4 separate regions of the Homo sapiens genome follow, and regions 2, 3 and 4 are each linked to region 1. The links are chromatin loops, found by intact Hi-C in ENCODE. Cell type or tissue: Caco-2. All regions are shown on one strand.

What was found. Hi-C counts contacts between places; a loop is a spot of excess contacts. Peaks named below come from ENCODE experiments on the same cell type or tissue, not always from the same donor. Only the 100,000 strongest peaks of a DNase experiment are listed, where the experiment ranks them.
Region 2: a loop joins it to region 1, with 6 times the contacts of the local background. A loop is called at or near these places in 8 of 110 quality-filtered maps.
Region 3: a loop joins it to region 1, with 6 times the contacts of the local background. A loop is called at or near these places in 2 of 110 quality-filtered maps.
Region 4: a loop joins it to region 1, with 6 times the contacts of the local background. A loop is called at or near these places in 2 of 110 quality-filtered maps.

Annotation. Positions count from the first base shown.
Region 1 is chr10:57,863,773-57,866,272 of GRCh38, reverse strand. No RefSeq gene overlaps it. Among named protein-coding and RNA genes, the nearest start is that of IPMK, 400 kb to the left of the region's middle. In Caco-2, no CTCF peak of the experiment used is centred here; a DNase peak (open chromatin) is centred at 1,282.
Region 2 is chr10:58,063,928-58,066,427 of GRCh38, reverse strand. No RefSeq gene overlaps it. Among named protein-coding and RNA genes, the nearest start is that of IPMK, 200 kb to the left of the region's middle. In Caco-2, a CTCF peak has its summit at 990 (motif pointing right); a DNase peak (open chromatin) is centred at 984.
Region 3 is chr10:57,924,242-57,926,741 of GRCh38, reverse strand. LOC124902547 (a long non-coding RNA gene) reads right to left here and starts at 1,478. Exons shown (of 2, transcript XR_007062373.1): 1 at 1,396-1,478; 2 at 600-741. In Caco-2, no CTCF peak of the experiment used is centred here; a DNase peak (open chromatin) is centred at 1,521.
Region 4 is chr10:57,784,689-57,787,188 of GRCh38, reverse strand. The region is part of intron 1 of LOC105378314 (a long non-coding RNA gene); the gene reads left to right. Among named protein-coding and RNA genes, the nearest start is that of MIR3924, 480 kb to the right of the region's middle. RefSeq lists an enhancer at 1-154. In Caco-2, no CTCF peak of the experiment used is centred here; a DNase peak (open chromatin) is centred at 1,398.

The DNA of each region.
Region 1 (2,500 bases):
AAGCGTCATGTTTCCCATGAATTCTCTATTCCCATGTCTGCAAATTTCCTGGTGCTTTTCCTTATTTTTTCATGGAGACTTTTCTTCTCACCTACAGCGTACGATTGCAATGTCCCATGGCAAGGGCCCTAGTCATCTGGCACCTGCTTACTTTCTTTAGTTTTATTTCTTATCATTCTCTGATACTGCTCAATGTGCCAACCATGCTGAGATACCCACAGTTTGCCAGATGAAATGTGCTGTTTCACAGTGGCATATTCTGAGATGTACTTTTTCCTATGACTTAAGAATTTTCCTTCCCAGTGAACCCCTATCATCTTTTAGGATTCACTCCATTGTCACCTGCTCTAGAAGCCCCACTTGACGCCTCCAGGGGAGGAGAGTTTCTCCCATCTTCTATCTTACCATTTGAAGATACCACTGCTCAAAGTATATTCTCATGTCTCTCTTCTTCCCAAGATTGTAAACCTGTTGAAAACAGTGACCATGCCTTTGTTATTGCTCTGAGTATTCCTAAGTTGCACACAGTGGGTGTACAACAAATGTCTGCTGAATTCATGGACTGATATCCCTGATCCCAAATGATATAACTGCTCTGAACCCATAGATCCCCTGGTAATAATTACAATGTACCGTGCTTATGGGCACAAATATAATCAAATACATATGATTTCTTTTTAAGTGTCAGTTTCTTTCTTTGTCCCTAAAAGGCCATAGGTGTCAGAGTTGAGGTATTTGTGCTATATGAGTCACCAGCCTTATCTCTTTTAACCCACAAATTCAAGCTTAATCCTTATAACTTATCACTGTTTTGGCACCCTCAACACTACTTTTTTTGTTCCCTTCTTGACTTTCTGGTTCTCAGCCTTTCACATATTTCTCACCTGCATTTACATTCTCTTTACTGATGCCAGGTGTTAGAACTTCTCTCCCCTGGTTCTAACTCTGACCTGATTAGTTCTGTCTCCTGATGCTGTCTGTGTTTCAGCATGAGGTTTTCCTGTCTTGCTCTATTGATATTAGTGCACCAGAGTCAGGTGTTAGGCATAAAAAGAGTCAGCACATAGAGTGAATTTAAGCAATAAGCTGGGAAAGGGATAGCTGGAAACTAGTACCCAAGGGAGAAGAATGATTCTGGAATAGATAATCTGCCTGAAAGGTGGGGACAAGTATACTAGACAAAGCCAGGTAGGCAGGTCAGCATCAGGACATATATGAGTCATGAAGATCAGAGCCTCCAGCAGGGAGAAAACGCAGGAGAGAAAATGCAATGGGATCTAGAATAGTATAAATGCCAGAAGGTTACAACACAGTTGGTCAAAGTCCATGTAAATGACTATTTATTGGCTCTTTTCTACATATGGGGCAGGTGCTGTGTTTGCTGCACATTGGGGAATGAATAAGGGAGTCACAACCCTGCACTGGGGTTGCTTACAGCTGAGTTGAGGGAAGCTTACCAAATACACAATTAAATCCCCTTGTGATGGTGGAATTACAGGATGCTATGGGAACATGTAGCAGCGACAGCCAGGCTGCTGCTTCCACCCTGTTTAAATGCTCTGGCGAGACATTTCAGGGGTGCTTCTTTCTCAATATTCTCAAATCTCAGGCTTGCTTTCCCTCCTCTGTGACTACCTTGAGAATCCCCCAATCCTGGGTCCCAACAATTCCTCTTTATGCATTTCAGTCTCAGACTACAGTGTCAGACCAAGTAACAACACTGCTTTTCTCTCCTTGGCTTACTGATTCTCTTATTTATTTCACGTTCACTCTCTAATGCATTACCTGAGTGGCTGCTCCAGTCCTGTCCCTTCCAATCAACCTCAAATCTTTTCATCCTCAGTGCATGACCTTGTCTCTGATTTTCCTGAGCAGATTGAGGTCATCGAATGAGAATTCCATCCCTCCACCCCTTGCTACCTGCTGAAATCCATCTCTACTGCCTCTTATTATTCCTGCACTTTTACTTTTCCCTATTTCTTTCCTCCAGACTTTGAGAAAAAGGCAACCTTCTTCTTTTTATAGTGCTGACCTTTTCACTTGTGATTTCAACCCGATCCCCTCCTTCTTTCTCCAAAATTTTTCTGGAAAAAGAGTTTTCTCTTTTTTTCTGGCATCTTCAGTTGTTCTCTTCCTATTCTCTTTTTTTTTCCAGGTACCAGAATGCATGCACACATGCTAGACTTATCCTAAGAAAAAGTCTCTCTCTTTTTATTGACCACTTTCTTACTCTCATTACCAAACCCATGTACAAGTATAAGTGTCCCATGTTTAGTTGACAACATGTTGGTAACTTAAGAAAGGGGCATCAAATTGGTGTATCCCTAGTGCTTCTATTTCTTCCCAGATTTCTTTTTATTTTCCTTCTGTTCAGATTATTATCATCCATTTTTAACTTCTTTTTTTTTTTGTAAGGTTAGTAGCACAATATAACACCTCCATCTATTTGGGCTTGCTGCAATTATCAAATAAATACTTTATCCTTTAAAAGAGCTACATG
Region 2 (2,500 bases), 200 kb before region 1:
TTGTGAAGAGTGTCCTGGATAAGTATCTGAAAAACTAAGCCATTAACCACGAGCCCGCTAACCAGCTTCATGGATACTGGCTGTAGTTCAGTGGCTGTGGGGAGTTAGATTGTTGGGATTTACATGTTTGTTTTCTTTCAATTCCTTGCAGTCTGGGAACTGAGGCTAACCTATCGGGCTCCAGTCTTGGCTGATTTTGTTGGGCTTGCCTTTGTAAAAGGGCTCCTGTATGTTTTTCTGAGCAGTGTGCTATGGTTGCTGAGGAAAAATCTTCTAAGGTCTTGGTCACATTTGACGGTACTGATGGGTTTCTTTGGATCCATCTGCACAGCCTCAGCCATCTTCCTTGCAACAATCAGCCCTCATTTTAGTGAAAGGTGCCTTGAGTTAATGGCGCAGTCCAAGTCCCTGGAAACAGGATTTTATTTATACAGATGTTTAGGATTACTGTGTAGACTGAGATTCACCCAATCTGTCCCAGCTTGATAAATGACAATACGTTTCTCTTAATTGTTCAGGTTAAAAACCTGGAAGTTATCCTCGACTCCTCTTTTTGTTTAACTCTACATTAAGCCCCTCAGCAAATCCTGCCAGCTACTTTTCAAAATATATCTAGGATCTCACCACTGCCACCCTAGTGTAACCTATCATTAGCACTTGCTTGAATTGTTCTGGTATCTTTATTGCTCTCCCGGACTCCATCTTGTATGCTGTTAGGACTGTTTTACACACCATATCCAGAGGGATTCTTTTAATAAGCAGTTAAACTATTTCATCCTTGTGTCCTAAACACGCGCGCGCACACACACACACACACACACACAGTTTAACTCCCACAGCCATCCCACATAGTTCACCATGCACGTGGGTGCTGTGACCACCTAATCTGATACTCTGATGAGAGCAAGAACAAGCATGCTTTCTCTGCATGGCTTTTTGCAGGAAAAAGTGTCAGTAAAGATTTGGAGGCCGTCATTTCAACTTTTAGTCACTAGATGGCACTCTGGGACCATGCAAGGTCTTGAGTGGCTTGTCATTTTTATGGGACACAGATTTTTCAGTGATTTCAGGCTGAAACTCTTCTGTATGAAGCCTGGACTAAAACAGACTGAGATGACCAAATTTTCTTTAAAAAATTTAAATATATATATCTTAGGGGGCAAACTATAGCTTAGAAAGATAAATTGGAAAGATTCCGAATTCTAAGGGAAACACTGAAATTTCTATTTGAAAATGTAGAATCACCCAGGAGGTTGGGGGTCAGGAATGGCTGGGGCTCAGACTCTCTATAGGAACCTGTGGGCACAGCTGAGGGGTGACTAGGTAGTGGCTTTGGCATTCAGGAAAAGAGTTCGAGGTCCTAAAAGTTTTATTCAAAGTCATCATATTTACAAAATGTCTGATTCTTTCTTTTGAGGCTGAAGCCAAGAGCTCATTAACCAAGAATTCAGATACTAGAGGCAGGTTGTCGGAAGGTTTCAGGTGTGTGGGTGGACACTGGGTGGAAGAGTCAGCTCTTTCCCTCTCAGTGGCTGTGGGGGTTAAACTGCATGTGTGTGAGTGTGTATTTGTGAGTGTGTGAGTGTGTGTGTGTGAGGGAGAGAAAGAGGAGACAGAGAGAAAAGGGAGAGAGAAGGGAGGTAGGGAAGGACAGACAGAGAGAGAGAAAAAAATGGTTAAGTCTAAATTATTCTGTTTGATTCCCTTGAATTAAATTCACCCTGCTTCCTACCATAAAGGCAAGTAATTGATAAAATATACTTACTATATTTGATTCCAAATGAACAAACACAAATTTCATTGGTGTAGTTCTTTCTGTTTTTCAAAATACTTCACAGGAAATATCTCATTTAGCTCTTACAGCACCTCCTTACTGCTGTTTTACAGAGAGGTGCTCAGGTTACACATTTATTGGTAAGAGGATTTCAGGACCACATAGGTGTTAAGTCCAAATCCATGCTTGTTCTGTTGCACCATGGTACCTTTTAAATTTCTAGTCTGTGGAACAAAAGTTCGCCCATTAATTCTCAGTAGTTTAGTGTCCCAACTTTTAGTAGCCAGAGATAATCTCACAGTCCATATAAATAAGATTTTCTTTTTTCTGGCATAAGCTTCCTCTTGAGAATCAGTGAGAGAAAGGAATGGTCTTAGCCTCATTTGCAGAACAATCTCCCCCGACAAATAAACCATAACAGACTTAGCTCTCCTCTACTCCACAATCCATGAAACAGACCCACAAATACTCTTTGTTTAAACATGGATAGGATTGTCTTAGCCATTTGGATCTGACCTCGGAAGACTTGGCACACCCTTTTTTTATTGTTCAGATACCTGGCTCCTTTGGATGGGATGATCCATAAACTGCCTGATACGGTTTGGCTCTGTCCCCACCAAACCTCAACTTGAATCGTATCTCCTAGAATACCCACGTGTTGTGGGAGGGACCCAGTGGGAGGTAACTGGGTCATGGGGGCCAGTCTTTCCCATGCTATTCTTGTGG
Region 3 (2,500 bases), 60 kb before region 1:
TTCCAATCCAAAAAGATAAATTCCCAGTACTGATGTATAACAGCGCTTTCTTCTGCAACAGCAGATGTTACCTTTCTCTTTTTTTTTTTTTTTTGAGATGGAGTCTCGCTCTGTCGCTCAGGCTGGAGTGCAGTGGCGTGATCTTGGCTCACTGCATGTCCGCCTCCCAGGTTCACTCCATTCTCCTGCCTCAGCCTCCTGAGTAGCTGGGACTACAGGTGCCTGCCACCATGACCGGCTAATTTTTTGTATATTTAGTAGAGACGGGGTTTCACTGTGTTAGCCAGGATGGTCTCGATCTCCTGACCTCATGATCTTCCCACCTCGGCCTCCCAAAGTGCTGGGATTACAGGCGTGAGCCCCCGCACCAGGCCTACCTTTTTCTTTTCTTTGCTATTTTTTCCTTTTCTGACAGGTCTCTATTGCTTTGAAAACTTTCAAATAATGTAACTTTATATGAGGACACTTTGGGGAAAAAGTCAGTTTTTTACTAAGAGCAGAGAAATAGTTTTACCACTATGTGCATCTGTAACATTTTAAGGAAAACAAGTGGGTGTTTTAGTCACTTGGGGCTGATGCAGTAAAATCCATAGACTGAGTGGCTTAAACAACAAAAATTTATTTCTCACAGTTCTGTAGGCTGGAAGCTTGAGATCATGGTGCCTCATGGTTGGGTTCTTGGTGAGGACCCTCTTTCTCATTCACAGATGGCCATCTTCTTCTCATTTTGTCCTCACATGGCTGAGAGCAGAGAGAGAGGTGCAAGCTATCTTATTACTCTTCTTATATGGGTGCTAATCTCATACTTGAGGATTGTACCCCAATTGTTTAATTTACCCTCCAAAGGCCCCAGCTCCTAATACCATCACATTGAGGATTAGGATGTCAACATATGAATTTGGTGAAGATACACTATTCAATATGTAGCAGTGGGGATACGTTCTCTTAGAAACATGAATCTGATCATTCCCAAATACCTGATTTTAAATTATTTAAGCCAAAGAAACTCTGTCAGTACATTCAATGTCACATTAATTGAATAACAGCAGCTATTTTATTTTCTGTGAAGTAAGACTGATTAAAAAGTCTCTCCTTTATCCTTTGAGATCTACGGATGACATAAAAATATAGAGAGGTACTAACATAAAATAGGAAAATATTTAAGTAAATCTAAATTGGAAAAGTTTTAGAAAAATGATTTGCATATATGTTCTTTAGAAATATTTACAAACTTTCACTTATATATCCTCATATATTTTCTTTTACATCTCACTTAGTATTTAAATAAGAAATGTTTTCTCTGAAGCTAGTAATAAAACCAAGTCAATGTCTCAGCATAAGGTTTATATCCTCTTTTTATTTTATGAATCTCTCCGTGTTGAGACAAACACATACCTGTGGTTCTCAAGAGCAACAATCTCATTTTTCAAACAGGCGAACACTGTAAGTGATAATCCCATGACTGCAGAGGATGTGAAAGGCAATAAACTCCTTCTGCTTCATAAACAGAGATGAAACCTTTACTGCTGAAATCTCTACTGCTGAGTGACAGGTTCCACCACTCTGGGAACCTGTTTGTTGTGCAAACAACAAAGCAAGATTGTCAGACCAAGGATGTGAAGATTTTTCTTACTCTTTCAAAAAAAATTTGCTTTAAAGGCAAAATTAAAGAAATTTACATGAAGAAATAGAAACAGCAAGCAATGGAGGCTGTAATTGTATAGAGGAACGGGGTGAGATGTATCTTCAATCAGGATATCAGAGGCAAGAATTGAGATCTATGCCAACAGAAACAGAAAGGTGAATGGGTTACTCAAAACATTATGACTGGGAGCATTTTCTGAGGCTTAGAGAAAAAAATCAGACACAAGAAAGGAGGAATGAGCATATATTGTATATATACCAAAACATAGTATCAAACTGCATATTTAAGTCATCACTTGGATAACTTTTCACTTTGAAAAGCAATACTAAAGAAAAAATAGAGGGAAGATTTTAGGAATTCCCTGCCATTCTACCACCCAAAGACTTTCCCATTTTGATGTGTGTCTTTCTTCAATGGTTTTAAATGTGCAGGTTTTTAAAAACCTTTTTTTTGGCCGGGCGTGGTGGCTCACGCCTGTAATCCCAGCACTTTGGGAGGCCGAAGCGGGCAGATCACAAGGTCAGGAGATCCAGACCATCCTGGCTAACACGGTGAAAACCCATCTCTACTAAATATACAAAAAATTAGCCGGGCGTGGTGGCGGGTGCCTGTAGTCCCAGCTACTCAGGAGGCTGAGGCAGGAGAATGGCGTGAACCTGGCAGGTGGAGCTTGCAGTGAGCCAAGATCGCGCCACTGCACTCCAGCCTGGGGGACAGAGCAAGACTCCACCTCAAAACAAAAACAAAAACAAAAACAAACAAAAAAAAACTTTTTTAAATTATAAAAGTTATTATAGTAAATCAAACAACCCAGACATTTATATGATACAGAGTTAAAAATCCTTCAGTTTTTTT
Region 4 (2,500 bases), 79 kb after region 1:
TTGGAGAGACCATGGGGGTGGGAGGAGGTCAGAGAGACCTGGAGAAGGTAGGTATTTCATTTCTCTTTCAATCAAAGTGAAGAAATTGCTAAAATAGCAAGACACGAGTAGGCAAGGGGAGCCCCTGAGAAAGGAAAAGTCTGGGAAGGCTCATTCCCGAGGGACCACCCAAAATTTGCTTATGAAAGGTTTGCTGGAGTGAGTGAGCACTTAGTCAAATGTGGGTAAGAAGGAAAGGAGGTACATAGGAAGAAAGAAATCCCCCAGAACCCCTCGTAAGATGCCCCAGTAATCGTTCATTCTACTGTTAAAATGTCAGAATATCTCTAGCTACATGCTTATAAAAAGGGCGAAAGGGACATTCCTAAGAAAACCCTGACACCATAAATATAGATTAGAACAGATAAGACAATTTCAAAGAGATACCCAAGCACGCTAGGTATAGATTTGATTGCTACATAACTTTCATGGGGTGGGGATAATGAGCAGGGCCACCATCAGGCAGGAATTCTGTTGATCACCAGCCCTGCACATGCACATTAACCAACAGTAAATTAGGGTCCCACAAGCCTAGGTGAGGCAAAGGCAGGGATTTAAGGCTGAAGCAGGAAAAATTAGACAAAGGAAAGGGTGGAGACTTGAGACAGAAGAAGGAATTTGAAGAAAGTTTGACGTGATTAAACTCCCTGCACAGGTCACTTGGTGCTGTTTTCCTACAGGATCATTCTGCTCCTGCCTTGGGGCACATCTCTTTTTTTCTACAAGAAGCTCTTTAAATGATATTTCTATTCAATAAAATTATCTGCTATCTTTGTCCTGTGTCTTAGTTGAATTTTTTTCTTTCAAGTGTTACCAGAAAGGGGCCCCAATCCAGACCCCAAGAGAGGGATATTGGATCTTGCACGAGAATGAATTTGGGGCAAGTCAATAGAATGAAGTAAAAGCAAATTTATTAGAGAAGCAAAGGAACAAAAGAATGGCTACTCCCTAAACCCTCCGGGCTGCTGGTTGGCTATTTTTATGGTTATTTATTGATCATATGGTAAACAAGGGGGGGATTATTTATGAGTTTTCCAGGAAAGGGGTGGGCAATTCCTGGAACTGAGGTTTCCTCCCACTTTTAGACTATATAGGGTAACTTCCCAACATTGCTGTGGCATTTGTAAACTGTCATGGGCTGATGGGAGTGTCTTTAGCATGCTGATGCATTATAAGTAACATATAATGAGCAGTGAGCATGACTAGAGGTCACTTTAGTAGCCATGTTGGCTTTGGTGGGTTTTTGCTGGCTTCTTTGCCCTTCCTGTTTTACCAGGAGGGTCTTTATGACCTGTATTTTGTGATACCAGTCCCGCAACCTCCTATTTCATCCTGTGACTAAGAATGCCTGACCTCTTGGGAATGTTGCCCAGCAGGTCCTAGCCCCATATTACCCAGCCCCTATTCAAGACAGAGTGGCTTTTGTTCAAACATCTGACACAAGTTAGACAAGAACTGGACATCTGCTCTCTCCAGGAACAAAAATGCCTTTTTTGGGGGTATTGGTTTCTGAGCCCCAACACAGTATTATCATAGGGATTGCAATTCTGACAACCTGTGTGAGGCTGGGCAAATTCATAACCCTTCAACGGCTCAGTTTTCTCATCTTTGAAATGGGAATGAGAGTATGAGTTGATGGAGCAATTGCAGGGATAAATAAAGTAGTGCATAGTATAAGACATTGCTACGATCGTATTCCTGACTCTTAACTTTGATTCTTGCTTATTTGACAAGTGTACTTTCATGGACAGCTCTTACGTAAACTTTTGACTGACCCACATCCATGCACTTGAGATTCTTTGGCACTTGCTTATTTGGCTCTGTAACTCAACCTTTCTACAAATAATGAATGAAAACTGACTGTATTGCAGGCATTTGTGTAAGGTATTTGGAATAAAAAAAATTCTGGTTGTTCCATGACTTTTCCTCTAATTAATTTACTCATTAAAGGATGACTCATTTTTGAAAAGTGTATTTCAGACTGTTCTGGATACAATATTCCAGACAATGAGGACAGGATATCCTTTTGCTCTTATCTCTCTGAATGGTATTCCATTCAGTGAGATGGTGGAGAGATAAATGCTATCTATGTCATTAAGTAACATTGAGGTTAAGTGATAATGAACGACCCTTTATACTCTCATGATTCAAATACATATATTATGACCATTTTAAAAAATTATACTTTAAGTTCTAGGGTACATGTGTACAACGTGCAAGTTTGTTACATAGACACATATGTGCCATGTTGGTTTGCTGCACCCATCAACTCATCATTTACATTAGGTATTTCTCCTAATGCTATCCCTCCCCCAGGCCCCCATCTGGGGACAGGCCAGGCCCTAGTGTGTGATGTTCCTTGCCCTGTGTCCATGTGTTCTCATTGTTTAACTCCCACCTATGAGTGAGAACGCGCGGTGTTTCATTTTCTGTCTTTGTGATAGTTTGCTTAGAATGATGG